Regions from separate parts of the Mus musculus genome. Here all the other regions are linked to region 1. A link is a loop called in an ENCODE intact Hi-C map of the cell type or tissue named here. Cell type or tissue: left cerebral cortex. All regions are shown on one strand. Region 1 has its middle 8.2 kb from the start of Gm13373. Region 2 has its middle 17 kb from the start of Fcnb. Region 3 overlaps Olfm1 (olfactomedin 1). Region 4 has its middle 67 kb from the start of Olfm1.

The links. Hi-C counts contacts between places; a loop is a spot of excess contacts. Peaks named below come from ENCODE experiments on the same cell type or tissue, not always from the same donor. Only the 100,000 strongest peaks of a DNase experiment are listed, where the experiment ranks them.
Region 2: it touches region 1 in a loop (13-fold over the local background); 4 of 42 quality-filtered maps call a loop at or near these places.
Region 3: a loop joins it to region 1, with 7 times the contacts of the local background. A loop is called at or near these places in 5 of 42 quality-filtered maps.
Region 4: a loop joins it to region 1, with 7 times the contacts of the local background. A loop is called at or near these places in 2 of 42 quality-filtered maps.

Annotation. Positions count from the first base shown.
Region 1 is chr2:28,408,852-28,416,851 of GRCm38, reverse strand. No RefSeq gene overlaps it. Among named protein-coding and RNA genes, the nearest start is that of Gm13373, 8.2 kb to the right of the region's middle. In left cerebral cortex, a CTCF peak has its summit at 4,684; DNase peaks (open chromatin) are centred at 3,715, 4,615, 5,464, 7,521 and 3 more places; H3K27ac peaks cover 5,504 bases.
Region 2 is chr2:28,063,831-28,071,830 of GRCm38, reverse strand. No RefSeq gene overlaps it. Among named protein-coding and RNA genes, the nearest start is that of Fcnb, 17 kb to the left of the region's middle. In left cerebral cortex, a CTCF peak has its summit at 4,473; DNase peaks (open chromatin) are centred at 3,119, 3,852, 4,425, 4,967 and 1 more place; H3K27ac peaks cover 2,532 bases.
Region 3 is chr2:28,221,631-28,229,630 of GRCm38, reverse strand. It overlaps Olfm1 (olfactomedin 1), which reads right to left. Exons shown (of 6, transcript NM_019498.2): 5 at 6,974-7,080; 6 at 1-577. Among named protein-coding and RNA genes, the nearest start is that of Olfm1, 20 kb to the right of the region's middle. In left cerebral cortex, a CTCF peak has its summit at 7,575; DNase peaks (open chromatin) are centred at 3,501, 3,858, 4,643, 7,628 and 3 more places; H3K27ac peaks cover 6,093 bases.
Region 4 is chr2:28,269,107-28,277,106 of GRCm38, reverse strand. No RefSeq gene overlaps it. Among named protein-coding and RNA genes, the nearest start is that of Olfm1, 67 kb to the right of the region's middle. In left cerebral cortex, no CTCF peak of the experiment used is centred here; DNase peaks (open chromatin) are centred at 4,241, 4,736 and 6,360; H3K27ac peaks cover 4,547 bases.

The DNA.
Region 1 (8,000 bases):
TGAGACCTGACTTGGCCTTCAAGGCATGCCATGGTCTATCTGGAGGGTTTGCAGGACCCCATGTCCCTTTTTTGTTTCATCCTTGTCTGATGGCCTCTCCTGGTACCTGTGCTTCACCAGGCAGGGCCCCGCCCTGTGGCCTCATTCTGGCTATAGAGCTCATTGTGCACAGCTTGTGTTTTCTGTCACCCAGGGTGGGGGAAGCAGCTTTGCCCTTTGTCTATTGGAGCCCAGAATTCCTCTGGTTTCAGTGCATAGAACTGGGGTCTAAGTGAAAGAGGAGGTAGAAAGATGCTAAGAGCCAACCAGATGTGGCTGATGACTCCACAGGACTGTCCTGCAGACACAACAGGACTGATGGACATATGGACACACAGAGACTGCACACAAGGACACACAGAGACTGCTTACACAAGTTCAAGCTAGATGGGGTCCCAGCACCGAGAGAGCCAGTGACCACAGGCTCCCAGCCCTAATTAAGAAGCTGTCTGCAACTGATACTTACTGGAAAAGGGAAAACCAGTTTTTCCGCAGTGGAGTGTTACTGGGTATATCAACCACACTCCAGGGCAGGACCGTGCACAGGATTTTTTTTTTTTTAATTTTGTTTCATTTTGGCATTTTTACTTCATTTGTTTTATTTTGGTTTTGTTTTATGCTTTTGTTTTGCTTTGCTTTGTTTTGAGAGAGAGAGAGGGAGAGAGAGAGAGAATATAAAGATGGGTGGATAGAATCTGGGAGGAGCTAAGAGAGGGAAAACATCAAAATAGACTGTATGAAAAAGATTTTAAAGGAAAAGAGAAGTGTTTGTTGACAGACTGGATGAAGTTGATCCCCAGTTCTTGCTGTGTCCCTGGGTTCTTATCTGCCTGTGACCTGTCCACAGGCAGGGCTTGGCCCAGTGCCCACACATAGCAGCCAACAAATGTAAGTGATATTGTTGTTGTTCCTATGATTATCGGTGACACTTGGGACTCTGATACAGTGTGCTGACCGGGGCAGGCTGTCATCCCTATCAGCCCCGAAGAAGCACTCTGGGGTGGTGGGGAGCTTCACCCACAAGCACCGGTCAGCATCACATTGGACAGAGTATGGCAAACTGCCAGTGGCCTTGGGATGAGCCATAGCCCCACCCCCAAGGGCCTACCACACTGCCCCCAAGCCATGTGTACACTTCTCTTTGCAAATTGACTTGGCACTAGGCATGCTGGAATGAGGCCGTGCCTGGCTCTCCTGCTGTGCTGGACTCCTTCCGAATGAAAGACAAATGTATTTTAATTTGTTCCAACTTGACACGGAACCCCCTACCCCTCCCCCTTGAGAAACTGGGTCACTAAGCAGAGAATTCTATAGCTGGCGCCAACTTATATTCTTGCTCACGAAACAGCCTTTGTTCCTTTTGCAACACAGGGAGGTTCTGGTGCTGTCTCTCTGGATGTGTGGGCATGAACGCAGAGAGGTCTAGAAATGTTGGGTTTGCTGAACAGAACAGACCGTGCTGAGTGGGCTCGGAAGGGGTCCTCTCCATTGCTCCTCTAGAGAAGGTGCTGGGAGGGCCCAGCGAGGGGAAGGCGCTGCCTCTGGGCCACACAGCAGCAGCTACTGACGCACTAAGCATTAGGAAGGCTGCCTGTACCCACCTCAGTCATGTGGCATTAGGAAGGCTGCCTGTACCCACCTCAGTCATGTGGCGTTTCCCAGGGCTTCACTCAGCTGGATGCAGAGGCCTCCCTTACCTATAAAATAAAGGGAACACAAGGTTGGTAGAATGGGGATGTTGTGTCCAGATGCCACAGGTTTTTAGGGTAGGTTTTTGGTACTGCAGGTCTGAGATGCCAGGAGCACTCAAGGCCAAGACCTGGACTACTCGGCCTCCTTGGGTAGTGGGCATCTGGGTCCCTCTGAATCGGTGTGTGCCAACTCTGCAGATGATGGCAAAGGTTGGTGCTGGCCGTGCATGTGACGCTGTTTGGATGCCTTTGGTGATGCTGAGTCTGATCACATAGACACCTTGGACTCCATACTCTGGGCAAGTCACTGATGGGACCACGACCTCATGTCAGCCTCAGTTTCTCCATGTGCAAGTTGAAGCAATGATAACCTGATTGAAAGTCTTGTGTGGGACTCGCATGAGTAGGATTACATAGGGAGGAGACATGTCTGGCTGTCAAATCTATCTGCATGTGAGGAAGGACAGACAGAAATGTGTGGGCTCCGGTGGGGGATGGGCTGTGATCACAGAAGGTGATCCTGAGTTGTCTGAAGCCGGGCATTGCTTGGCATTTGTGTTGTTGGGTTTTCCCAGAGGGAGAGGGCAATAGAGCCTCAGAAGGTCAGGGGTGTCATCCAGGTAGGGACACTTCCTGCTCTGGGTTCTTCACTTCTGGACACTGTGGGCTGGGCCCTCCTGGGCTGTGGTTGGGTTGGAATTAGAGAGTGTGCAGCTGGAAGCAGCCCAAACCTCAATTTCTATTTCTGATGAGATTTCCCTGGCCAGCACCTTAATGAAGCCAGGGCTGCTGGGGCTTCTGGGAAGTGCACATGGGCTTAATTACTCCTGTCTTGCTCTGCTTGGCAAATAGTCCACCTCCCTGGGCTTCCTGTTCTCACACCTCCAACCTTGGATCTAAGCCCAGGTCCTGCCCTGTCCCGGTCCTCCTCTTCGTCCACTGTCCTTCCATTTGTGTGCCAAGCACATAATCTATGTCTACCCAACTATCTAACCCTGCATCATCCTCTGTCTATCCATCCATTCATGCCACCTGGGTGTTCATCCACTCAGTTCCATTCATGGGTGTACCCATCCATATTGTCCATTGTCCACTCATCTGCTACCCACATATTTAGCAATCCATTTACCCATCCATCCATCCATCCATCCATCCATCCACATCATCCATGTACTCATTTATTCATCCATCTGTCCATCCATTTACTCATCCATGCACCCATGCATCCATGCATCCTCTCGTTTATTCTTCCACTCACCCACCATTTACCCATCCTTTATCTATCCATCTATCATCCATCCTTCCACTTATCTATCTACCCACCCAACACATGTATCCATCCATCCATCCAGCCATCCATCCATCCATCCATCCATCCATCAATCTGCTCATCCATCCATGCTCCCATCCACCCACTTGCTACGTATCTAGCCATTTGCATATATCTATATATATCTCTATATATCCACAAGCTATTCATTTAGTCATCCATTCATCCATCCACCCATGTAACCTGCAGCTTGTCCACCATCATCTATCCATCTATCCACAGATCTATCTACCTTGTCACTGACACATCAACTTATTTATCTATCTACTTATCTGTCCATCCATCCATCCACGCATCCATCCTCTTATTTTAGAAACACTTTTCTAAGACTGGCTGGTTGGGAAAAGATCCTAAGGGGTAAAAGCCCTGGGGCTTCAGCTCTCCCATAGGAACAGTCTGCTGAGTGAAAGTGGCTAGGGTCATCCATGTGAGGAAGGATCGACAGAGGGCAGGACAGGGTGTTGGGAGTCAGTGGGACTGTGCCGAGTGTAAGTTTGAATGTAATCTTCCTAGAGGCCAGGGTGGCACTGAGAGGCTGGAAGCTCATCTCTTGTGCCAAACCCATCCTCCCATGGCATCTCCTGATCTGGTGCGGAGGAGATAGCACCAGGAGAAGTCTGCGTCTGCCGCCCACATGGGGGTGGTGCCACCAGCCTTCCCACGAGCCATCTGCCTCGTCCTTTCCTTCCCCAAGCTTGCTGCAGCCCACAGGCTGCCTGGCTCCTGGAACAGTTGCCAGCTGCACATGTGGGCCTGGATTCCTGCCCCATGCTGTGCCCAGCCAGCACTTGCTCTCATGGACTGGTAGGGATTGGGTCTGCCTGGGGGCTGTGGCATGACCATTGTGATACTCCCAAGGCACAGAGCTTTACAGTTACAGGAGCTTTTATGTTCAGTACAGTGGTCAGTTCTTGGGACTGTTTTGAAGATGGCAACTTCGGGGCTCATTGCTGCTTCTGGGAAGTGGAAACTGAGCCCCAGCAGTGGCCACTCCAACGTGGCTCAGATTTGCGGGCAGGGGAAGGGCTGAGATAGTACCTGCAGCAGGTTACCTTCATCCTCGTCCCGCAGGGAGCCCCGGAGGGCAAGAGCTGCACATAGTGAAAGTGCTGGTCACAAGTGGGTGTGGCTTCAGCTTGTGTAGTGTAGTATCCAGGGAGTCTCAGAGGGGGCTCCAGGGGTGACAGTGACCTGTGCACTCTCCCTTACTTTCTTCTGCAGAACATTCTGTGTGTTCTCAAGCTTGCCCTTTGGAAGGCCCTTGCACCTTTGCCGAGGCCCATGGCTTGCCCTGCAAGCTTCTCTGGAGCTCAACTCTGTTTGGCCTTGTCTGGAAGCAGCTTTGGGGCTGCCTCATGTAGCAAAGCTGCCATTTTGGGGACCTGCCCTCAGCTCACCTGGTGGCTTCAACACGTTCCACGTTTTTCTGGAACCCCATGTGTAGCAAATGTGGATAGAAGGTTATTGCAGAGAACGTGGGTTCTAGACCTCACCACTCTGATGTTCTCCAGTGAGCCACCACTGTGCTGACGCTGGAGGTGGGTTTGGATTCACAGTGACTCAGGCCTGGCCTCACCAAGCTGGTCCCCTACTTTGTTCTTGTCACAGGGGCTGTAGGGACCTGGTTTCTTCCCCTAGGGTTGGATTGGAGGATGACATTTTCCTGGTAGAATGCAGTTCTCACCAGATGAGTGGGAGGAGTCAGCCTGGGGCCCTCCCTCTCTCTCTCCCTTCCTCCCTGCTTACCCTAGGCTGATTTAGGGTGGAAGTGCCTTAATGCCTGTGAGCCCTCATTTTCTCTATTCTCTTCTCTGGGTGTTTTCCTGGACAGAACATCTCCTCATAGCCATCTTTGGTCATATTTATTTTATTCTATAGCTTTGATCTATAAAGTGCCCAAGAAACCCTTTCTCAGAAGGTGCTGGCTTCTGCCTTCTCATTAATAGTGAAATTTGGTGTTGAAATATTTCATGGCCTCAAGATACACTTTAAAAAAAAAATCAAGGAATCCCATGGGTTGCATGTTGGCGGCTTGTCTCTACTGGGGCTCATGGTCACTGAGAGGACCATGGGAAGCAGGCTGGGGAGAAGTGGCCTGGCCAGTGACCATAATAGCTACTATGGTATCCTGCAGATACAGGACAAATCCTATCACATTGCAGGCTGTTGAGATGGCTCAGCAGGTGTAGTGGTTTGAATAGGTTTGGCCCCCATAGACTCATGTGTTTGACTGCTTGGCCCAGAGGGAGTAACACTATTAGAAGGTGTGTCCTTGTTGGAATAGGTGTGTCCTTGTTGGAGGAAGTTTGCCATCGTGGGATTGGGCTTTGAGGTCCTATGCTCAAGCTCCACCCAGTACAGGAGTGCTCCTCCACTCAGTGTGGGAGTGCTCCTCCTCCTGGCTGCCTGCTGAGGTCTCTCCCGGTTGTCTTTGGATCAAGATTTAGAACTCTTGGCTCCTCCAGCACCATGTTTGCCTGCACACTGCCATGCTTCCTGCCATGTTGATAATGGACGGAACCTCTGAAACTGTAAGACAGCCCCAATTAAATGTTGTCCTTTTGCCAGGCGTGGTGGCCCACGCCTTTAATCCCAGCACTCGGGAGGCAGAGGTAGCCAGATTTCTGAGTTTGAGGCCAGCCTGGTCTACAAAGTGAGTTCCAGGACAGCCAAGGCTATACAGAGAAGCCCTGTCTTGAAAATACAAAACAAACAAACAAACAAACAAACAAAAAATGTTGTCCTTTTAAGTCTTGCCTTGGTCATTCACAGCAATGAAACCCTAACTAAGACAGCAGGTAAGGGCTGCCAAAACTGTGATTTGAGTTTGACCCCTGGGCATCTTAGTTAAGTTTCTTTAGCTGTGATGAAGACTATGACTGAAAGGAATTCTGGAGAAAAGTGTTTATTTCATTTTACAGCTTATAGTCAACCATGAAGTGAAGTAAGGAGGCAGGAACTGAAGCAGAGGGCATGGAGAAGCGCTGCTTATTGGCTTACCTATGACTTACTCAGTCTGCCTTTTTATACAATGCAGAGCCATCACCTGCCCAGCAGTGACATTGCCTACAGTGGGCTGGACCACCCTACATCAACATCAACCATTAATCAAGATAATTTCCCACAGGCTTGCCTATGGGATGATCTAATAGAGACATTTTTTTGTTTTTGTTTTTGTTTTTGTTTTTTGTTTTTTGTTTTTTTTCGAGACAGGGTTTCTCTGTGTAGCCCTGGCTGTCCTGGAACTCACTTTGTAGACCAGGCTGGCCTCGAACTCAGAAATCCACCTGCCTCTGCCTCCCGAGTGCTGGGATTAAAGGCGTGTGCCACCACGCCCGGCTGATAGAGACATTTTTAAATTGAGGCTATCTTTTCTCAGAGAAACCTAGAGTGTGTCAAACTGATTAAAAACAAGCAAGCAAACACACACACACACACACACACACACACACACACACTCACACACACACACACACACACACACATACACACACATACACACACATACACACACATACACACACATACAGACACACATACAGACACACATACACACACATACACACACATACACACATACACACACACATACACACATACATACACACACATACACACACACACACACACACACACACACACACACACACACACACACATAAACTGCCAACTCTTTTTAAAGGCTGATATGGTACAGTTTCCCTCTCTATATTACAGGTAAGGAAAGTGTGGGCTGGGGCAGGGATCCTGGCAGAGGCTCCGAGTGGAACACCTAAATGCCCCAAGCCTCCCAGGCTGTGCCAGGAGACGGAGGGGACCATGTGACCTGGACAATAGAACCCACTTGAAGAAGCCAAAGTCTAGAGTTGAGCTCAGTTACTATTACTCCCAAACTGTGCTCCTGCCCCAAATCTGTGCCTCAGCAGAATCATGTCCGCCCCACACTCTGAGCCCTGAGGGTCCCTCCAGCACCAGGCTGGTGATTGACACCCCTTCCCTTCCAGCTTGGCTTTTTACAGTCTTGCTAGAGCTTGTCTGAATCTCCAAGAGATGAAATATGGGCCGGGGCTGTTGCTGTGGCAACCATTCATCATTTATGGATGGCCAGAGAGCCCATTTGCTCTTACGTTCAAGAGCAATTTGCTGATTCCTATCTGCTGCTCTTGGGGTGTAGAAGGTCAGGGGCCAGCAGAGGTCTCCTGACCCTGCATAGCATCCTTTACTGTTCTTCAGGACACCAAAAGTCATCTTTTCTGCTTCCTTTCCAAGTGCTTAGTCACATGCTCAAAGCAGACCCAATGCTGACTTGCCGCTGACCTCTCCTCATTTCCCAGGTCCTGCATGCCCCATTCCACCATACAGGTTGATTTGCAAGCCTGCATGTGTTCCTGGCTTGTGTGGTGTCTCTGTAAAAAACTTCTCAGCAGACACTGGAAAGGGTTGCTGTAGCTGGCGGTTACTACAGCAGGCAGAACAGCGCTGAGCTTGTTAGAGTGAGCTCTGCCCAAGGATATTTATAACCAACGTGTGCTCTTAAGGTAAAATACCAGTGACTTGGAGCCTAGCATTCTAAACCCCCTTTTTATGATGTTCAGGGGATGGGAGCCAGGGCCTTGTATGTGCTATGGATGCATCTACCAACTGAGCTACACTTCCGACACCTCCTAACCCCTCTGGCCTCACACACCAGTGCATATAACTCACAGTAGCATTGATTAGCTACCACCTTATCCATCTTCTGTCTCCTGATGGGAAACTCTTCCCCATTGAACCCTCATGCTCCAACCTCCCACACCTTCTGGATTCCACATTCCAAAGCCTTCTGTCTCCACCGTGCTTATGACTCTAGGCGCCATGAGTGAATGCTGTGTGTCTATTGTTTGGGGACCAGCCTGTGGCCTACTACTTAGCCTCAGCTTTGGCCACACTGTAACTCACGT
Region 2 (8,000 bases), 350 kb after region 1:
TATGAGTGTTCTGTCTGTAAGTACGTCTATGCACCATATTGCATGCTGGAAGAGGGCATCAGGTCCCCTGAGACTGCAGATGATTGTGAACCACCACATGGGTGCTGGAAATGAACTTGGTTGTAGCCAGTGCTCTTAACTGCTGATCCATCTCTCCAGACCATGCACCCATTTTATGTCGGTTCTGGGTACCTAACTCAGTCCTCGTACTCTCAAGGCAAGCCCCGACTAGCTGAGCATCTCCCACACTTTAGTGTAACTGCTAGTTTCACCTGATGTAAGATTCTTCACTGGCAACCGGTTTTTGTTTTTGTTTTGTACCTTATTTTGATTTACTTGATTGTTTTTGTGCAGTGCTGAGGATAGACCCTCGGGCCTTCCGTGTGTCAGGTAGAGGATGTTTTCCCAATGCACACCTCAAGACCTGGCACTTGGACTATGCGTGGTTAATTTGATAGGTATGTTTTCCGCAGGAAGTTAGATGAAAGCCTTGTTCTTCGGGTAAAGACCCCACCACCACCACCACCACCACCGCTATGTGAAAGTCTGATTACTACTCCTGAGTTTTTGGTTTTCAGTCTTAAAATGTCCCTTCGAGTCCATCCTATGGCACCTAGGTCTTTGATGGGGACATCACCATTTGTTCCAGAAGAGTTTGGCATTATTTCCTGAAGTTTGAAGTCTTTGGAGATTCTGACTCAGATCAGGACTCTGGGCTATGGGTGTCCTTCTTCAGGATGGCCCATTTCCCTGATTTTCTGTTCCCCCCTAGATCCTTGCTTCCTTTATGTCTCCGTTCCTCTGCATTCCCAATACACCTGGGTTCCTGCTCCCCTAGGCTCCTGCACCCCTGGGTTCCTGCACCCCTGGGTTCCTGCTTCTTTGGGTCCCTGATGCCCCTGGGTCTCTGATCCCCCTAGGTCACTACCCTTCTGGTCCCTGCTTCTTGGGTCCAGTCTCCCCTTGAGTTCCTTTTCCCTCTGGGTCCTTGTTCCTTCTGGTTCTTTGCCCCTATGGGTCTTAATCATTTGTTTTTAGAAGGAATCTGACCTCCCCGACCTCTTCTAATTCATTAAAGTAAATGGACATCTATACCTTTTATGTTCTAATTTGAAATGTAGTTTAAGTTTTTTGAAAAGTTTATTTTACATAGCATTTTGTTTTATCTTATACATGTGAAATTATACAAAATTTTATTTTCTGTACACAGAATCGTGAATTTTTATGTAAAATAGTTTGTGGCTTTTATTTCTCAACTTTACAGCTATTTCCCAGGTTACAAGTGTTTGCATATTTAGTTTTCAAATAGCTACTAACTCACTTGAGGAAAAGGCCATTCTTTTATCGTGGATTTGGACCCTGCATAGCATTCCTCGTGTGTGTGTGTGTATGTGTGTGTGTGTGTGTGTGTGTGTGTGTGTGTGTGTGTGTGTGCAGACTTCTTGCTGCAGTTGAGTTTTCTCCTAGGAACGAGTTCTCTGGCGAGCATGCTGACTCAGAAAACGTGCACTGTCACAGATGTGGGATCGAGAGGCAGACATTCTCTGTCACCAGTCTGATCCTCACTGAGGGGATGTCGGGGGTGGGGGGCTGTGGACACGGGGCCTGTGGGATGTCTGTTTGATGTACTGCCACAGGGCTTTTGTATGTAGTATAGTTACGTGTGCACCCACGCATGCCAACACTGGGTGTCCTCCTCTATCACTCTCCACCTTATTTTTAAAGATAGGGTCTCTCACTGAAACTCGAACTTACTGATTAGCCAATCCTGCTGGTCACCATCCTCTAGGGAGCCCCCTTCCCCTCAGCACTGAGGTGACAGGTGTATACTGTCACCACAGCTGGTTTGCTAACCAGGTGCTGGGGCCTGAAGCCAGGTCCTCTTGCTTTACAGCTGGCTTCCCAGGGACCATGTGGCTTTCCCCATGGCTCAGAATCCACAGGGAGCTTTTAGAGTCTGGGTGGAAGGGAGGGTCATGATTCCTTTTTGAGTCTTCCTGGATGGTTGTGATGGGCTGTCAGGACCTTGGAACTTTGTTACTGCAGATGATTATGGGACAAAGAAGAGCTGATCCTCTGGTTGTCAGAGAAGAGCTCACTTTAGAGCTCTGGTTCTCAACCTTCCTAACTCTGCGACCCTTTAATATAGCTCCTCATGTTGTGGTGACCCCCAACCATAAAATTATTGTCGTTGCTACTTCATAACTATAATTTTGCTACTGTTATGAATCATTACATAAGTATCTGTGTTTTCAGATAGTCTTAGGTGACCCCTTGTGAGGGTCATTCGACACCCACACACACACACACACACACCAAGGAGTCACCACCAACATGGTGAGAACCACTGGTTTACAGGGATGTGATGTCAGAAGGAAACTGGGTGGAACAATCCTCCCAAATAGGAGTCGCTCAGACCCAGTTTTCACAACCCAGGGTAAGGCCAACTGAGGCTTTCAGGCTGCTCCTGTTCACATGACCCTGAACTTCCACACCCTGCCGTTCTGCTGAACAATGTGGATGGCCATGTCTGTATCCACAGCCAAACATGTCCTGTGATGGGAGCTTAGGGTATGTTTCTGACCTCAAGTCCTTTATCTTGGCTGCCAACCTGAGCAAACCCCTTTCTGCAGCCTAGTGTGTGGCTTTGGACACCCTGCTGTGAAGGTGCCTAGGCCCACACAAAGTCCACTTCCTCTGAAAATGCAGAGTCTCCTTTGTGGGAAGGCCCTACATGTCTAGAGGGATGGTCCTGCCTCTCTTCACAATGCGGCCAAGTCGTCTGTGCCTGTGGGCTGCAAAGCCTTGGTGGATATGGGTCATGGGGAGCTGAGAGGCCCATGGTCTGGGTGGACAAGACACACAGCTGGCAGCATCTCAGTTCTTATTGTGAAATATGGCGACTCTCCCTTTAATCCCACTTAGGGGTTAGGACTCCATACCACAGGATTGTAAAGCTCCTTGAGTCCTAGCCACCAACTTGGGACAGATGGGTTTTCAGATGGTCCCTAGTGCTGTTGCCTTACTGGCTGGGACTCCTGACACATGGTGAGGTGGGTGGTGGGTAGGAGGGACAGAGTCTCTGCACAGCTCCAGGAATCACATCATCGGTCGCCTCCCACCCATATGTTGCAGGCCGCCGAGTCGCTATGACAATGACAACAGCATAAGTAGCTCAGAGCCACTAAAGAATAGCTGAGGAGCCCAGTGGAGGCTGCACTGGCACGAAGCCCAGAGAGCTCCAGGCCTGCTCAGAGGGGTGCGCGGCTCCTCCACCCGGTATCCTCCCTGTTGCCGCCCTCTCAGATGCAGTGCATTTGAACAAAGCACCTGCCACTCTGGGATAGACACAAACTCACTCTTGCTGGTGCCTGGGCATGGTCAGAGCAGGACACAGCAAGGAGAGTAGGCCCAACATGGAGTCCTCTCCCCCAGCCTCACCCAAGCTCCCCAAGATAGTCCTCAAGTCAGTGGGATGTGTGCCCTGCCTCTCTGTGTATCTACTGCCCTGAGGCCATCTCCCTGAGATGATCCAGGCTCAGGCAGGAGGAAGTGTGTGTGGTGTGTGTGTGTTTGTGTGTGTGTGTGTGTGTGTGTGTGTGTGTGTGTGTGTAGTGTGTATAGGTCAGAGGACAAACTCAGGTGTTGTTCTTTGGAGTCCCCCCCCTTTTTTTTTTGAGAAATTTTCATTTTCCCTCACTGGCCTGGAATATGCTGTGGTGGTTAGAATATGCTTGGCTCATGAGAAGGGGCACTACTGGGGGTGTGGCCTTGTAGTAGGTGTGGCCTTGTTGGAGGAAGTGTGTCACTGTGTAGGCGGGCTCTGAGGGCTCCTAGTGCTCAAGCTTTGCCTAGTGCAAAAGAGAGCTGGCTCCTGCTGGCTGGGTTCCAATCAAGGTGTAGAACTCTCAGCTCCTTCTCTGGTGCCATGTCTACCTGCAGGCTGCCATGCTTCCTGCCTTGATGATAATGAACTGAGATTCTCTCTGAAGCTTTAAACCTAATTAAATGCTTTCCTTTGTAAGAGTTGCCTTGGCCATGGTATCTCCTCAGAGTACTGAAACCCTAAGACATGTGCGTAGTAGGCCTTCTGGCTGGCCAGAGAACTCACAGCCAGCACTGGAATCACAAGTGTGCACCACCATGCCTGGCTACACGTTTCTGGGAACAGGATTCAAGTCCCTCCGGCTTGTGTGACAACACTTTAGCTACCTCCCAGCCTAGAGGGATTTCACAGCAAGGCCGAGTCACTACATTAAAAAAGCTGGCTACCTACAGCCATTTAAAACTTTCTCTCTCACTCTTTTAAGGATCTGGAAATGTGTGGGCATTTTCCATGACAGAAAGCCCTTGGTCTCCTGTAGCCTTCAGCTGGCTTTGTTCCTGCTTGCCAACTGCTAAGCTCTTTTTTTCCTTGTAACACCTAGCCAGGCCGCCAAGAAAAAGAAACACATTCTGTTAGAATCCTGTTTTCCCAGCTCTCCCCTGGGGGCCATAAAGGATGTTCCACGCATCCGCCCTCAAAGTTGTTGCAGGCAACACATTGATCAGAAACGAGGCTTCTGCCACGCAGCCCACTATCAGCACTGAGGTTTGCGCTGTAGATTTAAAGCAAAAAGAGATCCATTATGGATTCCTCCATGAATAGCAAGAGAGCATATGGGTATTGTGACAGAAACCTCAGGTCAACATTGCATTGCCCCTGGTACTGCTGTGAAGCCTGGCAGAGTGTCTTGGGATTTTCTACATAGCACAAAAGACTCAGGGGCGGGTAAGTGTCGGCTGACCATCTGAAAACTGAACAACCATAGGGGCTCCATCTACTGCCTGCCTGATGGGTTTAGAAATGTGTCCTTCCCACAGGAAGAGGACTAAAGATCAAAGTGAGCACATAGCATTGCTCTGTATGTAAACATCTCCCACAGACACTGTTGGCCAGAAAGTCCCCTGGCATGATGGGAGCGGGGGTTCTATAAAGTTACAGCCTCTTCCCTGTAGGTGGGTGCTCTGGGTGTGGACTGGAAAACGAACTGTCTATATTTGCACTCAAACTGTGAAGTGCAGGGGCTGGAGAGATGGCTCCACGGGTGATGTGCTTGCTGGGTAAGCAGGAGGCCCTGAGTCAAGTTCCCAGCATCCATGTAAGATTCAGCCATGATGATGTGTGCTTGCAGTGACAGTGCTGAGGAGGCAGAGGCAAGAGGCCCTCCTGGCGCTCTTGACCAGCCAGTCTAGCTGAAAGAGCAAGCAGCAAGCTCCAGGGACCGTGAGAGATCCAGTCTCAAAAAGTAAGGTGGGGAACAAAGGAAGACATCTAACATTGGCTTCTGATCTTCTCATGTGCACATTTCAGCAAATGCACAAGCACACAAATGTGCACACACATGCATAGAACACACACACACACACACACACACACACACACACACACACACACACACAGAAACGCACCCAAGTCTGAGAGGTGGGGAGGGCATCCTGACTCTGGAAGATTGTTTGGAGAAACTTAGGCCAAGCTGGTTAAAAAATAATCAGCTCATACTTCTGCCCTGCTAAGTTTCCAGTTGGAAAGTTTGTTGGGTGCTGCTGTAAAATGCCCTCTTGTCTCGGGAAGAGCATGTGCAGAGGACTCACAGAAGCAGGACACTTCCTCAGGACTCTCAGGAGGGCTTGGTGCCTGTGGGTGCTCCCAGAGCCTGTGGTATGTACAAGAGGTTTAATTTGTGTAATTTGTGGGGAAGAAAAGAGAAGTCGGGGACCTGTCCTGGAGGATGGAGGAAGGGAGATCAGGTTTGGGGTCTTCATTTCTGTTGCTAATCATTGGGCCACCGTGCTCCCTCCTGAGGCTCCCTGGTGATGGTCCATTTCAGATAGAATTAGATTAGAGAAAGGAGAAGCCAAGGGATGGGAAAGTGGTCCACATATCAGCACATTGCCACAGCAGAAATGATGAGGCAGGAGGCAGCGGACAGAGTGAGAAGAAGCCAGCTAGTGAGTTATCTCCATCAATGGTGGACTCTAAAGTGCCTCACAGCACACAGGTGTGCCTCTCTCCTGGGGTCTTGCTAACACTGCCATGGATCAGTCCATTCCTTACTCTTCTTCTTACTGTGCCAAGATACCTGACTTGAGGATGTGAGGATACAGTCCATTATGCTGGCAAGTCTGGGCAGCAAGACAAGCTGGAGGCCGTGGCTGCAAGAACATGGGGCTGCTTATTGGTGTCTGGATGGATCTGGAAGCCAAGGAAAGGAAGCAAGAAGCAGGCAAGCTACACAGCCCCAAGGCCTTTGGGACTGGGTAACAGCTCAGCACTGAAGAATATTCATTGCTCTTCCAAAGGACCAAGGTTCAATTCCCAGAACCTACATGGTGGTCCCTAACCATCCATAATTCCAGTCCCAGGGGATATGGTGCCCTCTTCCGGCCGCAAGCACACACATGCAAAACATTCATGGACATAAAATAAACAAATCTTTTACAAATTTTAAAACAAGCAAGCAACGCAAAGCCCAAGACCTGCCTCCAGCAATCAACTTACCCTTGAGTTTCACAATCTATAAAACTTTGAACCTTTTAAAATTGTACCCAGTCAAGCATTAAGCTGACAAAGGACACTTGTAGTACTTTTTATCAATCCTCCTCAGACACAGAGTCATTGGATGGGTGTCATGCTTTAGATGTTAAATGTCTCCCACAAGCCCACGAGTGTAAGTCCTGCTGCACAGTGTGGCTCTTTTAAGAAGCAGGGTCTACCTGGCATTAAAAAAAAAATTGCTGGATATGTGCCCTTTAAGTGTTCTGTGGGACTCCTTCTCTTTCATATTCCCGTTGTAGTTTGTCAAGAGAACCTCACTCACAAAGACCACAGAGACCACCATCGTTGTGAACCGCATGAGGATTTTTTTTATTGACCCAACATGTTGGGGACTCCCCTCTCAGCACGCAGGCCAGAGGAGAGACCCAGAACAAAGAAAGAACACACGTTTTCTACCTTTGTAAAGACCAGATATCAGTACCAGGGTTGTTGGCTTATTTTAATTGGTATAGCCAATAATTTTTTCAGGCATTGCTTAGTTTGTCTCAGAATTCAGTGTGGGGTGGGGCAGGGGAGTTGTTAATCTTGCTCTGGCAGTTGCAAGCTTAGTCATTTTGACCGTTAAAACTATGTTTCTATCTTTGTTTAGTCAGCCAGCTTCTTTATCTGGCTCTGCACTTGGCCTGCTAGTACAGTTTGGAAGGTCTTTTTGAAGCGGGAAGGTACTGGGTGGTCTTGAATTCATTCTGGATATCACATTCCCTGATCATAATGTAAGTGGCTTGCTGACCCACACATGCCTACTAGGTCACCATGTGCCCAACTGAACCACAGACTGGAGTTTCTAAATCTATTAGCTCAAATAAGCCTTTCCTATAGAAGTGGAAGGTAGCCAGCAAGGTAGCCTATCACCTCACAGCAGTTAATGGTCTCTGATCTTTTATTATAATGATGGAAAACCAGTTTGCACAAACCAGCCAGAGAACCTATGGTTTGGAGAAGAGGTAGCACATGGGACCAGGGAGAGAATGGGTGGGAAAGAACATCAACTTGGCTTTTAGAAAGATTTGGAACCCTCACCAACCAAGCGCAGAAGCCTCACTGGGCCATGGGCCCGCACTTCCGAGGACCCACAGACACATGCCCATGTGTATACTTTATCAGTTTGGTTTCAGAAGGTATCTCTCTCCCAGACATCTTGGCCATTTTATGAACACTTTTTAAGTCTTATTAAGATAAAGCAGAGATGCTCATAAACAAATTACATCAAGGCCTAAATTTTGGAATTTATTTATAAAAATTATTTTTGGTTCATCACTCAGTTAGGAAAAAATTTAAAAGCAACACTTTAGGGGAGAAACTTTCTAGCTTGACAGATTAAAAAATGTTTTTCTCTTTAATCATTTATTTTTGTCTCCTGTAACAACGACACATTCTTGTGAAGGTAAATGTTTTTTGAACA
Region 3 (8,000 bases), 190 kb after region 1:
AGTCCAGCATGGAGATGTGAGAGTATTTGTTCTGGAAGGGGATGTCAATGTACTCGTAGGTCGAGGCGTTGGTTTGGTAGGCATAGTGGACCTTGGTGCCCCCCGAGTAACCGTTGGTGACATAGAGGGTGCCGCAGATGATGAAGGCCTCACCGGCACTGCGCTTGGGGTAGCTGGTGTTCCAGGTCTGGAGGATCTGCAGTGAGACAGGATCCAGCTTGCTGATGACAATGTTGCCTGCGTTCTGGTTTGTGGCATAGACAGCCCAGAGCCCATTCTCGTCCACCATGAGGTCGATGTCTGAGTGGCCGCCCCAGGCATAGTGATACATATTGTTGTAGCCAGCATAGTCCAGGCTGCGCGTCTTCAGAATCGTCTCTGTCTTCAGGTCAAACCTAATGATAATGTGACTCTGGAATTTGTTGAAATAGATGGAGCCATTGTAGACCACCTGGCCCGTACCTGACCAGGGGTGTGGGAGACGGTGAGAGGTAAAGTTGTCCGTGTTCATGAAGTCCACCATGGACTTGTACTCACGGACGAAGCGGTTGTTGTGATAACCATCCATGTACCAGACCTGTGGGGAGAGCAGACATGGTTAATGTCCCGCTGCAAGTTGAAGACATAGAGCATCCTGTCCTACCTTCAGGAACGCTAGACTGCCCCTAGTCTCCACTCAGGCCTATTTTCCTACCCCTGGGAAGAGTGGGACACAGTGGAGGGACAGATGTGGCCACAGACAGTTAGGGCTCTCCTACATACACAGTCCACAGCCAGTCTATGTAATATACAACAGTGGGTAGTATGGGAAACCCTACCAGGTCCCCAGATGGAGCCCTCACTACTTAGGATAGCACCATGTTATAGGACAATGGCCATGTCTTTTTGCTCACTGTTGGATCTTGGCCAAGGGATTGAGAGAAAGGAGTGTCATCAACTCGGGGACTCGATGCTAGAATCAGTGTTGCAGAGAGTACAGCTGCTAGGTAGATGCTCACACACTGGGGAGCTTCTGTCTGCAAGGACAACTGTCTCTCAAGGTGACTGGGAAGGGCCATCTTCCAGTGTGCGGATGGCACGCTGTGAGTGAGTCCTCTCCATTTCACCAGCTGTTACTGATGTACAGTCTGAGTCACTGTCTCTGTCTGCTGGTGTGTGTGTGTGTGTGTGTGTGTGTGAGAGAGAGAGAGAGAGAGAGAGAGAGAGAGAGAGAGAGAGAGAGAGAGAGAGAGAGAGAGAACCAAGTATGAGCAGGGGAAGGTAACTAACCAGGGCTTTGGTTTGCTGTAGGGGGCAATGGTTCGTTCATTCCCTAATCTGGGGAAAGCAAGTCTCAGACTGGACTGTGGGTCTCCCAGCCATGGAAATCACCCAAGTAACAAACTCAGCCTCGACCTGAGTTTGAAGGGTTACAAAGAAAGTGATTTCTGATGACTGCTTGCATGCCAGTTAACCCGAGAACTATCTAGACTCGGAACAAAAACCTTTAGTAATCTTGAAGCAATTTTGGAGCAGCTGAGAAGGGGGCAGGGTTAGGAGAGAGACCTGGCAGCACGCTCTGCTGCCAGGCTTTAAGACAGCTGCTTTATCCACAGAGAGCTGGGAAAGCTGGGCAGGGATTAGGGCTGTGGCAGCAGCTCCCAAGCTTGGTTCCTGAGACATCTGATCAGATGCCGGGAGGCAGATGTGCCTTTGGTTTCTAATGAGATTAAAAACACCGACAGCAACAACAGCGTCTCTGTCTGAGGCTGTTGCTATCCTGAGTCCATCCCTCAACAATATGGGTCATGGATTAAAATGGAGATATCAACCCCTAGGTCTCTCGGGGCAAAGCTACCCACCCCCTACTCCCTCACTGGGCTGCCTCCTAGGATGGAGAGTTCTCTATCTCTCTGCAGCCTCTGCTTTAACCTCCCTCTACAGCCCTCCCTGTCCACCTGTGAAGCAAGCCCCTCCTTTGTGCTTTGGAATGGGCTCTCCACAGCAGGAAGCTAGTGATTGGTTTCTGTGTTTCTTCGGTCTAGTGTATAACAAGATGATACCAGTATCCAATTTCTAAGGATTTTTAAGTGGTCTCTTCTCCATATACTGGCAAATCAGTCACAGGACCCAATTGCTTTCTGAAGACACAGACTGGGTTACATTAAGGAAGTAGGCTCCAGAGGCCAAATATTCAACTACAGGCTATGGAGGCTGCTTGAGACATGGGCCATTCTACAGAAGAGAGCCACATGGCTTAAAGCCTAGAGCCTCATGGGGAGAAGCCCCATTTCCAAAGGGCTGCTCTTCCCCTCAGTGTTGTGAGCTCCGCTCTGAAATGCCTTTGTTTTCTGTCCTTTTCAAGGCTAGTGTTGTCTCTTGGAAGTGACTCCAGAGGCAGTTGCTGGCTCCCAGAGACATGGCTCTCATGTCCTCTAGAAGGATTAATGGTTCTTTCCAACTAGACTCAAGGATGCTCGGCTAAAGGTGAAGGGCAGAGTGGAGGGTGTCAGGGTACCTACACCATTTGGCTTTATTTAGAGGACACAAGTGTCGTCAGAGGAGCCTACGCGCCAGTGGAGCTGCCTTTGATGCAGGACAGCTGCTTAGGAATAGAGGGGACCAGTGGGCAAAGAGCTACCCCACCTTCACTCTTCTGGTCCTGATTTCTGTCTCTCAGTAGCTGACCCTGAGAATTTTGGCATAACTGACCAGACCACCTTAAAAAAGAGATATACACACTTCTTTTTCTAAGTAAGTTCACAAGTGAGACTGTTAAAATGGCTCGTGAACACGCCTCAAATCTAACTCCACTGTGACCGATGTCTGAGCCTTTGCTCCATGCCTTTGATCCATGCCTTTGCTCTCATATTACCCTTCTCAGGCTGCAGAGCGGACCTGTAAAAAGTCTGCTTGTCAGGGAATGAACTCTATGGCCAAGAAAAAGCTGTAGGTCGACATATACTAACGTCAAAACTTAGTTAATAGATTTAGTAGTTTCTAAGTCCCCACATCACATCTGTAGCTGGTGCCCAGGTACACAGGAGCATCCTTCTAACATCTGTGCTTGATTCTGCATGACTCTTATTTTTCTGCCTCAGAATGAACTTGCTCACTTTGCATCTGTCTTACCTCATTCTCTCCTTTGATGGATGTCAAGGGCTTGCCTGCTTGGAGGTCCCCGAGGCTTTGCGGGGCTCCCTGAGCTCTTCTGTACACATTATAGCTCTGCTTTAAGTCGCCCCATGTTCAGACATGAAAATGGAGGCCACCTAACCAAGTTTAGTTCCTTTTCAGCTGGGAGGGGGACCAGGACAGAGCTGCCAGGGCTCTACACAGCATCTTATGGTGCAGTGAAGGTGTTGGGTGATGCTATTTAAGGGACCGTCTTGCTAACAGGGCTTTAGTTTTGCTCTTCTCTCTGGCTTGGCAAGCATCTGACAAGTGTCCTCCTGAAACCGCTAGCATCAAGGAATTCAGCCTTGGAAACCATGTTTTAAAGGGAGCAGTTAGTGAAGGGGTGGAGAGAACCCCAGTGGGAGGCTGGGAGGAAGTGGCGGGATGCCAGACACCCCAGGAATGTCCCAGTCCCTACTCCCACTGAGAAAGGATTAGAAAGGATGTCTGAGCTGCCAGCAGACAGAGCTGCAGGCACCAGTAGATCTGTGTAATCTAAAGCATTCTGGATAATTCCACCCTCTGTTCTAAGGATCATCTGCTGGTTTTGATGCTGTTTAGATGAGAGGAAAGAGCCTTTGCGCACAGAGCTAAGTGAGGGTTTGAGGAATATGCCACCCTTTTGAACATGAGCCTCCTGGGGCAGTGGGTACAAGCCCCCTCTCTGATGTCTTGTGTAAGCTATACTGGACTCCTGAGGTGGCAAGCCAGTTGGAAGCAGAAAGGGAGGTGGGTGGGACACAACTCTGTCAGAGTGTCTCAGTCCAAGCAGACTGTGAGCCTGAGAATCCAGAAGGAGATCTCTGGAACTCTAGGGACCTGGAGGTGTGGTAGAGAGGTAGGGACTCATGCATCCCGCACACAAGAAATACAGCTCGCACCCACTTCTAATGTTGGGGACTGAGGGTCTGTGGCTCACTGCTGAGTAAGGTTCCTTTGCATAGCACGTTACATAGTTGGTGTTTGTTAGAGGGGAGCCCATGCAAAGGTGTCCCAAGCTCATTTTGCTCTAACAGTTTACACAGAGGCAGTGGGGACTGAGCTGGCTCAGCACGAGGCCCTCAGTACACACACTGATGTGGGGCTCTGCAGCTTCCTGAGGTCTTCTCCTGGGTCCCATGCAGTCCTCCCCTCCATTTCACCCCACCCTCCACGGGGGCCTGCTCTAAAGCCAACATCAATTTCTCTTTCTTTCTCTTTTTTCTTTGCATGTGTGTGGCGAGTTATTGGTCTCCCGTGTGTATGTGATCAAAAGTAAATGGGAGATTGGAAGAAAGCAAGCAAAACAAACACTGCTGGTGTTGATCAATGGTTGAACAAGGCGACATGTCACTTAGCAGGCCGGGAGCACGTGGTTCAGAGTGCTTAGAGCCCAACATGCCCAGAGCAGCACCCAATACTGTGTGCCTGCTGCCAGCCAGCATCCAGCTGCTTCCCTGCTGTCAGCCCTCATGAAGTCCCCTCCTCCTTCTAGCCACTGCCTGCCACCAGAGCCTCCTCTGCCGGAAGGCAGTCACGAAGCAGAAAATAGATACTTAATTGTCACAGCACCCATGGGTGTCCTGACAAGTTTGTGAGCCTACACCCTTGCTATGCCTTATATCCTAGACACTGAGGCACACATATGTAATGTCAGAAGGCTCCAGACTTGGGTACCTCTCTTGGCCTTGGCTAGCCAGGGTGGAGTTGATGGTGGGGAGAGGTCCTTAGTGGGTGGCATCAGGAGCCTCAGTCCAGAATCTCACAGATTCAGTGACACCAGGCACCAGCCTCTGAGGACCATGGGTAGGACCTGGCCCATTTGTATGAGTAGTGGTTAACAGTTTCTCAGAAGCCTGGAAGGAGGTACTGGTGCTAGAAGGTGTATAGAGACCAGTGTGTGTGTGTGTGTGTGTGTGTGTGTGTGTGTGTGTGTGTGTGTGTGTGTGTGTGTGTATTTGGTGTGTGTGTGTGTGTGTGTGTGTGTGTGTGTGTGTGTGTGTGTGTGTGTGTGTGTGTGTGTGTATGTATGGGCACAGAGGTAACTATATCATTCTCTGCAATCCAGAGCTGGTAACTAGACATGACATGGTTGGGGCAGAGCCTGGCATGCTGGCCTGGACTTTCTAGGCATCTTCTGTCTTGGCCCTCTTTCTCCTCATCATAGCATCCACATCTATAGCAAGAGGGTGTTCCTAACCAAACTGTGAGCAGAGGTAACTTTTTCTGACAAGATGTGGGTACAATCAAAACCTAAGTGTCCCAGTTAGCACTAATTGTCAACTTGCCCTAACCTGAAATCAGCTGAATAAAGAGTCTCAGTGGAGTAACTGTCTTTATTAGGTTGACATATGAGCATGCCTGGAAGGGACCGTTTTGATTGCCTTGACTAACAGAAGGGCTCATCTCACTGTGGGCGGCACTATCCCCTGTGCAGTGGTTCTGAGCTATGTTATAAAGCTAGCTAAGCATAAGCCATCGTTAGCATCCTTCATGGTTCCTGCTGTTATTTCTTGCCCATGTGTGAGTTCCTTCGTCAGAAGTGATGCTTAGAAGAATAGCAAATAGGTTTACCTTTCAGGTCCTTTCTTGAGTTCCTGCCCTGACTGCCCCCAGGAATGCACGTGACCAGGAAGTATAACACAAAAAACCAACCTTTTCTTCCTAAGTTGCTTTCTGTCAAAGTGTTTTATCACAAGCAACAGAAAATAAACTAGAAGGCTGAGAAACTATATACCGCCATGATCCAGAAAACAGTGTGAGAACAACTTATGCTCACACAGCCCTGACCCTACTGTATCTTCTGGGCAGCCCGGCCAGCCCTCCCAAGCTGTCTGTCATGTGGAAGAGCTGGGCCCTTGGTGGCACTGGTCTATAAAGCCATGTCTAGAGGGTCTTTTGCCCACCCCCAGTTGCCTCCTGGTTCCAGTTCTGCCTAGCCTTGTTCTGCCTGCCATGGGGAGATGTGAGAAAGGCTTAGAGCATCTTGGATTTCAGGCTGCTTCCTCTGGGCCCAGGGAGGAACAACCAGTTCTGAGTGTGGCTGTCCACTCTCCTGCAAACCTCTGATGAGAAGAGCGTTTGGGAGAAGCACCCAGACCCCAGGAGGCTCATCCTGTTTGCAGTGATTAGCACTGGATGGCATCAAAGGATTCACAGAAGCATGGCTTCTCTTCCATCTCTGTTGGAGTTTCCTAGAGACCCTGACTGCTCCTTAAGCCCTCCTCCATCCAAGAGGCCTCCCAGCCTGACTCCCCATGCCCAGTTCCCAAAAGGCTGAGACCACAGCCCAGTTCCAAGGAAGGAGAAATAGGCCAAAAAAAAAAAGGGCTGCTGGCTCATTTTTCTTTTCTGAGGTTTGCCCACGGGGGAAACACCCAGGAAAAAGGAACCCAGCCTCTTCTCGGAATCAAAAGGGAACACAGAGCTTCTATCAGCCATGAAAGGAATGGCAAATGAGTACAAATCAGCTGTCATTAAAACAAGAAAGGCCTAATAGATTCCATCCCTGAAGCAGAGACTGTGATGGGAACCGCCCGGAGCGGTCAGCACGGTAGATGCCTGGGCACCTGCTCAGCCACTGGGCAGAGCTGCTGCTGCTCCTCCTCCCCCTGCCACCACCGCGCTCAAATGGACAGCCTCCCCACCCCATTGTCTGTCACTCGTGCTAGCATGGGGCCTCCACCAGCTCTCCTTAGAAGAAGCTCTTGGGAGACTTTGGCTCTATCTAGTCCACATCCCCTGGAGTTGTCTGCCTAGGTGATAGACACGGCTGGTACTAGGGTGAGGGACAGACGCCAGGTCTTTTAAGTTCCTTAAGATCTTCGGGGACACTTACCCGGTTATCGCCTTCTGGGGCCAGCGGGTCTGTCATCCAGGACCCGAACCTTGAGCCAGAGGTCTTGACAGTCACTGGGTCACTTATGCCTGTCAGCTTCCCGCAGGCTGCAACAGAGTGCACACAGGTGAGGGCCAATAGGCAATGGAGAGCCTTGGCCCCTCCCCCAATGGCACAGCTAGGCTCAGAGGACAGCTGCTTCTTCCTCTTCCCCTTCAGATCTGAAGCCCAGCAGCTCATGATGTCACTTACACAGGTTCTACTGTTGGCCCAAGAAGAGCCAACCCTCCTCTAGAGAGAGCACCCGAGGGCAGCATCGGCAGGACATAGCAGTGAGTGGCTGCCCTCTGGGACTTCATGTCTCCTTGTAAGCAAAAGGCCAGGCCAGCCTGATAACCAGTGAGGGTAGGCCTCAGCAAGCCTCAGTCTTCTCTAGGAAATTGAGCAAAAGTGCTCAGTAGTCTCTGGCTGCTGGAATAAAGTACTTAGCCAGCATGGTGGGAACTTAGACTCCTGGACCCAGGCAGGATTCACCTCCCCAAACAGAAAGACAATCCTAGCAGCCCACAACAGCACCCCACACTGTGGGAGCATCTTTCCTGTGCATGTGTCTGTCTTGGAACCAGCCCCCTGGTGGAAGTGGGTGGAGGCTTGTTGGCGTCCTGCTGTGTGTGTGTGTGTGTGTGTGTGTGTGTGTGTGTGTGTGTGAGCTTTCCATGCTCTCAAGTGGGCTGGGATCGGAGCCTCATGCTCTGTGGGATCTTGAGTGCAACCTCTGCATGCCTCCTATCTCACAGATGGCCAGAGGTGACTTCAGAGCTACAGCTTAGTCATTCAGGAGGTGCTGAAACTGTGACCAGCACCCCTGCCTTAGTCTGCAACTCTCCTGCCATCCTATGGACCCCCAGTTTGAGCCTGATATATAGGACTTCTCCTTTTCATCCCATGAGGTCAGGCTTGAGTGTGACCCCCCCCCCCCCACCTCCCAGTCTATAGGACCCTCAAGGACCACATTAGCATACACACA
Region 4 (8,000 bases), 140 kb after region 1:
AACCAGCTTGACAACACCTTTGTAATCCTTCATCCTTAGCACTCAGAAGTAAAAGCTGTTATATCTGAGAAGGTGCCAAAGCTCTTGAGCACCCTAGAATTGTGGGGTTGTGTAGAGGGCATGGGTCCTGGTGCTCACAGAGGCACCCCGGGAATCAGGAATGTTAAACACTCAGGGTTGTCTCTTTAAAGAAAGAGATGTATAACCTGTTTTCTGCCCAGAAGGCTGGAAATGGGTGTGGTTAATAGCCTGGTGTCCTGTGTGATCCGCAGGGCTATACCTGGTTTCCTTAGACTTTTATGTTTATCTTAGACTCTTCCACCCTAGACCTTTCTCTTGATCATTATCTCTTGGTCAATAGAACCCATCTTTATGGAAGATGTCACGTGTACTTTACACATGGAGCAGAGTCTAGGTGACCCCTGGGCTATCTGCAGGCCACACCCCACTCCTCCTGACTTCAGTCAGTCTCCCTAGATTTGGATCTTGAAAATTCTTTCTCAGTCAATAGAACCTATTGTTATGGAAGGGGTCGTATGTACTTTGTAAAGACTTTGTAATCATGTCTTAAGTTTTGTTGTACACACACGGCTGAATTCATTATCACCAGACATTTTCCCCCAAAATTGTGCTTTGCTTCAATGTGCCTAGCGTAAGCTGCCCAGAGTCAGCTTCTACAAGTTTGAACCAACAGCAGCTACTGTGTCATACTGAAATGGATTTCCTTTTTGCCCCATATGAATCGACAATCTGCTGACCATGGTGTTTGCACAGGTGCCCGCTGCCCCCCAGGGTAGGCAGCTCATGTGGGACAAAGGGGAGCATTTCAGAGGTTAATGTCAAGGATTAGTTTTGCGAGCCCTGACTAACCAACAGCTCAGGGGGGTAGATGGGACTCTGTTATACAATGTGGATATTGTGAGGAAATCAGGGGATCCTGTCCCCCTGCCTGGAGCTGTCCTGATATTTGAGGAACTACTGAGGGATGCTGGACTCTGGATGAGGAATGATGGGGGAATATCTTTTTCTATGACTAGAGACCAGGCATCTCCCCTGGTTCTGAGCTTGATGTACGAGGGAGAGCCTACAGAGACATATGTCTTCTTGTCTTGTTCACTGGAATACAGATGATATCCTTCTCAAACCAAGTCCCAGAAGCTGGTTCTCCTCTTGACAAGAGATGTCTGCAGCCATGGTCACCCAGCAACCCCTTCACACTGATTCTTTTGTTAAACTCAGTCCTGGACACTGCAGGTGTGCCACCATGCCCAGGTAGGAAGAAAGGGCTGCCGAGCCAATACAACAAAGCAGAGGAGGGCTCATGCCCATGTCCCCAAGTTCCTCCCAGGAACACAGTCTTTGCAGGTCCAAAAGGATCAAAGTTGGTGGCAGAAGATGGAATTGGGCCCAGAAAGAAGAGCCCAGAGTTCATGTGTCCAGTCTCTGCCTGCTCTTCAGAGCCTTCTGTGCCTGTGCACAGCAGTCTGTTCACAGTGTTATTGGGAGTATCCTGGAATTTACAAATTCTGGTATGGGTTCTCTCTGATCTGCTCCACCCACAACCAGCCTGTGCCACTAACTCCAGATGACAGTCGGGGTGGCAGGGGGACTCTGGGCTTGCTCAGTTTTACCTTTGGGAGAAGATAGGCAGAAAAACGGCCAGATGGGTTAGCCAGGGAAGGACGTGGTCCAGCTAACTCCCCTGTGGTCTGGGTCATTGGATGAAGCAAGCTATTAGTTGGTCCTGAAGGGCACTAGCTTTCATAGCATTTGGAACCTGACTCTAAGGCCAAGCAGGTTCAAGCCTGGGCCCTAGGCTGGAGGAAGGTTTTTCTTGCTTAGAATCCAGTAGGGTTGTGGGCCCCGTGTCTGCTGTGCCAAACAACACAGCAGCTTGGGGAGGCAGAACCTAGGGAATTTGACTGAGCTTATCCCACACTGCCGATGCGGTGGGAAAGTGCAGTCTGAGGTGTGGGAAAGCCAGGGCTGGCTTGGGGGGTCACTGGGACTTCGAGCAGGTCAAGGCCATGGGGTTCTCAGACCCTTGAATACCCAGGCACCACTGGGAATTGTGGAAGAGAGAATGGAGTTGGGGGGTACGTGGGCTGGGCCTAGCTTGGGGCAGGGGGTGGGGGAAGGGGAGCTCTGGCTCATCCCTCAGGGAGAGTCCTTGGCTTGATGGTGGCAGTCTTGGCAGTGGTTGTGGCTAGGGGTGCAGAGAGGCCTTCTACAGGACATTAGGCAGCAGCTCTGTAGGTAAAGGCCTTCTCCATGGCTCCCCAGAGCAGATCCCAATGAAAAGAGGCAGTCTGTGGTTCCAAATCATTTAATGCCATGGTGGAAAGTGGATGCATAAAACCATACCTTACTTCTCAGTGTGGGTCTGAGATTAAATACCTTTTGCAGGGAGGAATGTCTGGGAAGGGAAGCTTATTGGCTATGCCCTCCAGGCCTCTAGGTACCTCATTAGCATGGAGATCTCTGACTTGAGCCTACTTGACCACAGGTCACATCTCTTTTCCTATTGCCTTGGTCTGAGATGTTAGGGATGCCTCATCTACATGAGGGAGGGCTTGGGTGTTGTCCTTATGAGACTGATGGCCATAAATCCCTGGGGGGGCTGAGGCTACATGGCAGGACCTGGTACCTGGGAACAGGAAAAGCTCCTGCCATCCCTTCAGGGTCTCCCAGGCTTCAAAGTCTTTAGCTCAACCGAGGACCAGGTTACCTTTCATAATCCACAGAATCTGATCCCTCATTTCTATCTGGATCAATGGAAAAACCCATATTCATGTCACTTGTCCTATGCCCCAGCCAGGCATGCAGAAGGGCCCTGGGCAGTGTCAACGTGGGCACGCTGGCACCATTTCACATTCTTTAGCATTTTGCAGACTGTTGTGGGACTAGGCTCCTCTTGAGTGCGACCAGGCCAACCAGGCATGCAGCTCTGCCATCTGGCAAGGGCCTCCAGTCCCACCACAGAGAGCAGGGAAGAGAGTCAGTGTCACACACCTCTATTGGCAGGGACTTCCTGTTTCTCATTGTCCAGAACAAGTCACATTATCCTTTGCCCCTTCTCCCCACCTCAAGACGCTGAACCATATAAACTCTCAGGACCTACTACTTAGCGGATCTAAGGAATGGGTTCGTGACCATCTCTTCCTCCAGCTCGGGGTGGGTGATAATAAATATCATAATAAACTTTATTTATTTACATTGTATACATATGAGGTTTTATTTTGTTTTGTTTTGCTTTTGTTTTTGTTTTTGTTTTTGTTTTTTTTTGTTTTAGCAGGCATCTATACATGTGCCTCACATGTGCCTTTAGAAGCCAGGAGAGGCAGGGGATCCCCTGGAACTGGAGTTACAGACAGTTGTGAGATGCCTCTGTGTGTGTGTGTGTGTGTGTGTGTGTGTGTGTGCTAAGAACTGAACCTGGACCTTCTGCAAAGCAGCCAGTGCTTTTAAATGCTAAGCCATCTCTCCAGCCTCAGAGTCATCATTTAAATGAAGGTTGGTTCCAGGTGGGTTTTGCCCTGCCAGTATGGCCTGGAAGGCCTAGTGCCCACTATTTAGGCCGGCATTTAGAGGCATTTCTGAGTGGGTGAGTGGACAGTGGCCTCGGGATGCTGGGCTGTGGTGGATCCCTGGAGAGAAGAAAGCTGTGATATTATGACCCAGCAGGTGATGGATTGCTCTGAGAGTGTCCTGCTGACCCCAGGCCGAGGGGAAGGAATGAGGCGCTGATGATGGATGACTGGGGAGAGCTGTTTAATTTCCCAAGACCACCTGCCACTCTGTGGCCGTCATTTTCTGTGCCCTGTCCATCCATCAAGTACCCGTGAGGCCAGAGGCACTTCTAATCTCACTGCCGAGGAGTCCTTGAATTGTGGTGAGAGGGGAGATGGGTGCCCTTCTAGGTAGCAGAGATGAGAATATAACTAAACAGGGGGGAAGATCTGACCATTCAGGTTGGCTCAAACAACATGAAAGACCAGCAGTTCATCGGCAGGGGATTGGTGGCATCCACATTTACTCCTTACCTAGCCACAGCAGAGCAGTGTGCCTGGCCCACACAGAGCTTCCTGTTGTTGGGAGAACGCACAGGAACTCATCTGGGTGACACTTTCCTCTGCACGGACTGTGATTGCATACGCTGCTTTTGCAAAGTGGGACAAAGGCTTGGTTGTCTCTCTGCCCACTCTACCCCATCCCATCGACTTGGCAGAGGTGTTGCGTGTGTGCATGTTTTAAATGGAGGCTGCTGCTTTCTCTCTGTTGGCAGAGAGCAGCCAAAGAAGGCAGTGGATGCCCCATATGTTAAGGAAAACGCAGTTGGGGGGTGGTACAGTGTCCCTCCTTCTAGGTCCCTTCTCTAAGTCCTGTCCCTGTAGCCTGTTTGAATAGCAGGTAGTTGTTAAGTCCAACCCAGGTTAGTCTCTGGCCCATCCCACCATTCTGATCCCTTAGCACCAAGCCACTAAATTTACTGTTCTAGATGATTCAGCCACAGCAGCTGCCTCCAGCCTCCCCTTCAACGATGTGTCGATTGCCAGCTTTAAAAATAGCTTAATTGTTTTTCCTGATTATAAAACTAATCCATACTTGTTGCCAGAAAAGTTCAGGAAACAGAGTTTGCTGAAGACCCCCCCCCCCACACTCGCTGCACCCCTCTTTCTGTGAGGGAGGAGAAGAACATGATGGGTACTACACAGACAGCACACCCGCACTGTCACAAGTGAGGACAGCCGCCTCCAATACGAAGCAGGTGGAGCCCGGGTGGCTTTTTTGATTCAATTTGGTTGTTTAAGTCTAGCTGTTTAGCTATTCTTTGAGGATTTCATACATGGATACAATGTATTTTGGCCATATTCTGGCCTGAATCCACTCTCCAATTCCTCCCTGGGATGCTTTCCTCCTGCTCCCAACTTCTTGTCTTCTTTTAAAAAAAGATTTGTTTTTATTATTTTTAATTATGTGTGCAGATGGGGGGGGGGGTGCCGCATAGTACAGATGCAAGTATCTGCAAAGGCTGGAGGCATCAGATATTGTGGAGCTGAGTTCCAGAGGGCTGTGAACCACCTGACTTGAGCACTGGGAACTGAAAATCCCCTCCCCTTCCTCTTCCCTCTCCCTCCCCTCCCTCCCTTCCTCTTCCTTTCTTCCTTTCTTCTTTTCTTCCTTTCCCCTTCCCCCCCCCCTCTCTCTCTCACTGAGCCTAAGTATCACTGCCCAAATGCACACAGAAAAGGAGTCATTCACTGGACATTGGAAACCTACTATGGGCACCCTGTAAGAGACCATCAGCTTCTTAGCTAGGGGTGAACCCTCACAAAGCCCTCCCCTCCCACTCCTGTTGGTGCTGGGCTGTTGCCTGCAGGTCCTATGCAGACCACCACATCTGCTAAGAAGCCGTGAGTGGAGCTGCCATGTCAGGTCCAGAAGACACTGTTTGGTAGCCTTGTCCCCAATTTCTGGCTCTTACAATCTCTCCATCTTGTCTTCTGTAATGTCCCCTAAGCCTGGGTGGGAGGAGTTGTGATATAGAGACATGAATCCGTTTTTCTAATGGTTACAGTTGTGACTTTAGTCAAGGCAGGGAGCTTTGAGCTTTCTTTTCTCCTTAGGAGACAGGGCCTTCTGATTGTTTGCCCACTGGGGTGTGACCTAAGGCTTTGGTGACACCCACTGTTACACATAGGATCTGCTTCTCACCTAACCCACACTGGTGTCCTATGTGGTCCCCACTTCTATGACGTCCTTGCAAAGATACTGTGAGGGACAGAACCCTCACATCACAGACTCCATGTGGGGCTTGCCAGGCCTTTCTCAGCTTCCTCTTGCAAACAATAGAATTTACTCTCCTGTTTCCTACCTCCTGGGTGACTTCTCTAAGTCACTTCCTGGAATAAGAAGGCTAGTGTCCCTGGGTCCCTGCTGGTGAGGCTGGTAGGATGTTTGAAAAAGAGATCGGATAATGCCAACCAAACTCTTAGAAAGCAGGAAGGGTTGGAGTGAATGGAGGGGCCAGATGGAAATCACAGGCCCACAGCTGTCTGGGACCACACTTACCTTCACCAGCCAGAGGGCCCACAGCCATAATCCAGTGGCTCAGACGACCCTTCCATCAGCCACCTCCTACCAGTTTTTTTTTCTAAAAACTGGAATAGAAATCAACCTACTTTCCAGGTTCTAGGAGAACAGGTGCTCAGAGAGAAAGAGCACTGGGCCAGGCAGGCAGCTGTACTGGGCCCAAGGCCAACCCCCAGAAGCCCAGAGCTTCTTCTGCCTGGTCACTGGCTGGTCTGTCCCCTCCGTCCAGGCTGAGCAGGAAGATGGAGTAGCCTGCTTCCACAAACAGTGGCTGCTGCCAGGTCCTAGCTGCTCCCAGGGGAAGTCACTGCTTGCTGTGCCTATTGTACCAGCGAGCTAATTAAGATGAAAGGGAAACTCTTGGAGGAGCCTGGAGAAAAGGCGCCTACTTCAGAGCCCGCTCTGCCCTCAGACTGTTCTTCCTAACAGAGAGCAGATTTGCTAACCTCTTAGGACCCCCTGGCTCATCGCCTCCCGTGGGGTGGGCCTCACTCAGCGTGCTTCTGAAGCAGGAGAGAAAGAGAGGAAGCACTGAAGAAACATAAGAGGAGAACGAGAGTCAAGAAACTTCAATGCAACAGATAAAGCCAAGCTGCTTCAAACAGGGGTGTTAAAAACAGTAAATAAGTCATGCTCACTCGGGGCTGGAACGCTTGTAATCTTGAGTTTTACCATATTGGCATTTCTTCCTCATTCCCCAAATCTAAACAGTGCACCTCATGAAATAACCTTGCAATTTCACTTGTGCACGAGAATTCTTTCCGATAAGAAAAATAACTGAGCCAGTTCACGCACTTCCTTTAAACTTGGCTTTTACACCTTACTTAAATCTTAAGCTTTGCTTAATCCTTAAATCGTGCTGTAAATCACATCCTTGGAGAAGTGTAATTTAGAAAGCTGCAGGGTCATTCAGGGGTGTCCAACGTTTGTGTTGTGTGCTGTTCATGGCTTTCCTGGACTCATGCGGCCCGTGGGTTGCAGGTTGGGTATCCTTGATTATTGTAAAGATACCTAAGTACAGGTCTCTTTCGAAAACTCCACACTTGTGTCCTGGCGTGGTTTGAATGAGAATGGTCCCCATAGACTCCTGGATTTGGATGCTTACTCACCAGGGAATGGAACTGTTTGACAAGGATTAGGAATTGTTGGAGTAGGTGTGCCCTGCTTGGAGGAGGAAGTACCACTGGTGGTAGGCTTTGAAATTTCAAAAGCCCACAATAAACCCAGTCTTCTCTCTCTCTCTCTCTCTCTCTCTCTCTCTCTCTCTCTCTCTCTCTCTCTCTCTCTCTCTCCCTCCCTCCCTCTCCCTCCCTCTCCCTCTCCCTGCCCCTCCCCCTCCCCCTCCCCCTCCCCCTCTCCCTCTCCCTCTCCCTCTTCCTCTCCCTGCCCTCTCTTTCCTCCTGCCTATGGAACAAGATGTAAAGCCCTTAGTTACTACTGAAGCCTGTCCGTTTGCTCCCTGTCATGAAGATGGTGGATTAACCTTCTGACACTGTAAGCAATCCCACCCCACCCTCACCAAATGCTTTCTGCTCTAAGAGTTGCCTTGGCTATGTTACCTCTTCACAGTGACAGAACAGACACGGGGGCACCTGATATAAAGCCCCTCTCCTATATGGCTGTCCGTTGAGCTACTTAGCTTACTTAGTACCTTTGCTTCAGACTGGTTTGTACCTAAGGTCTTTTCTGTGCCATAGTCAAAGATCAGGCTTTGCTTCAGTGGAGGCCCTAAAGGGAAGCCAGTCCTAGGCTGTGTTGAGCTGTGGTGCCCTGCCACCGCTGACAGTTACATCCAAGTCTGAGGATGCTTGGCTGCTCCCACCCTGGCCTTCAGGGCCAGCTCTGGAGAAAGGTCTTGTCAGCTCTGTGTGCCCACATGCCTCAGATGTGGGGACACGCTTGCCTCC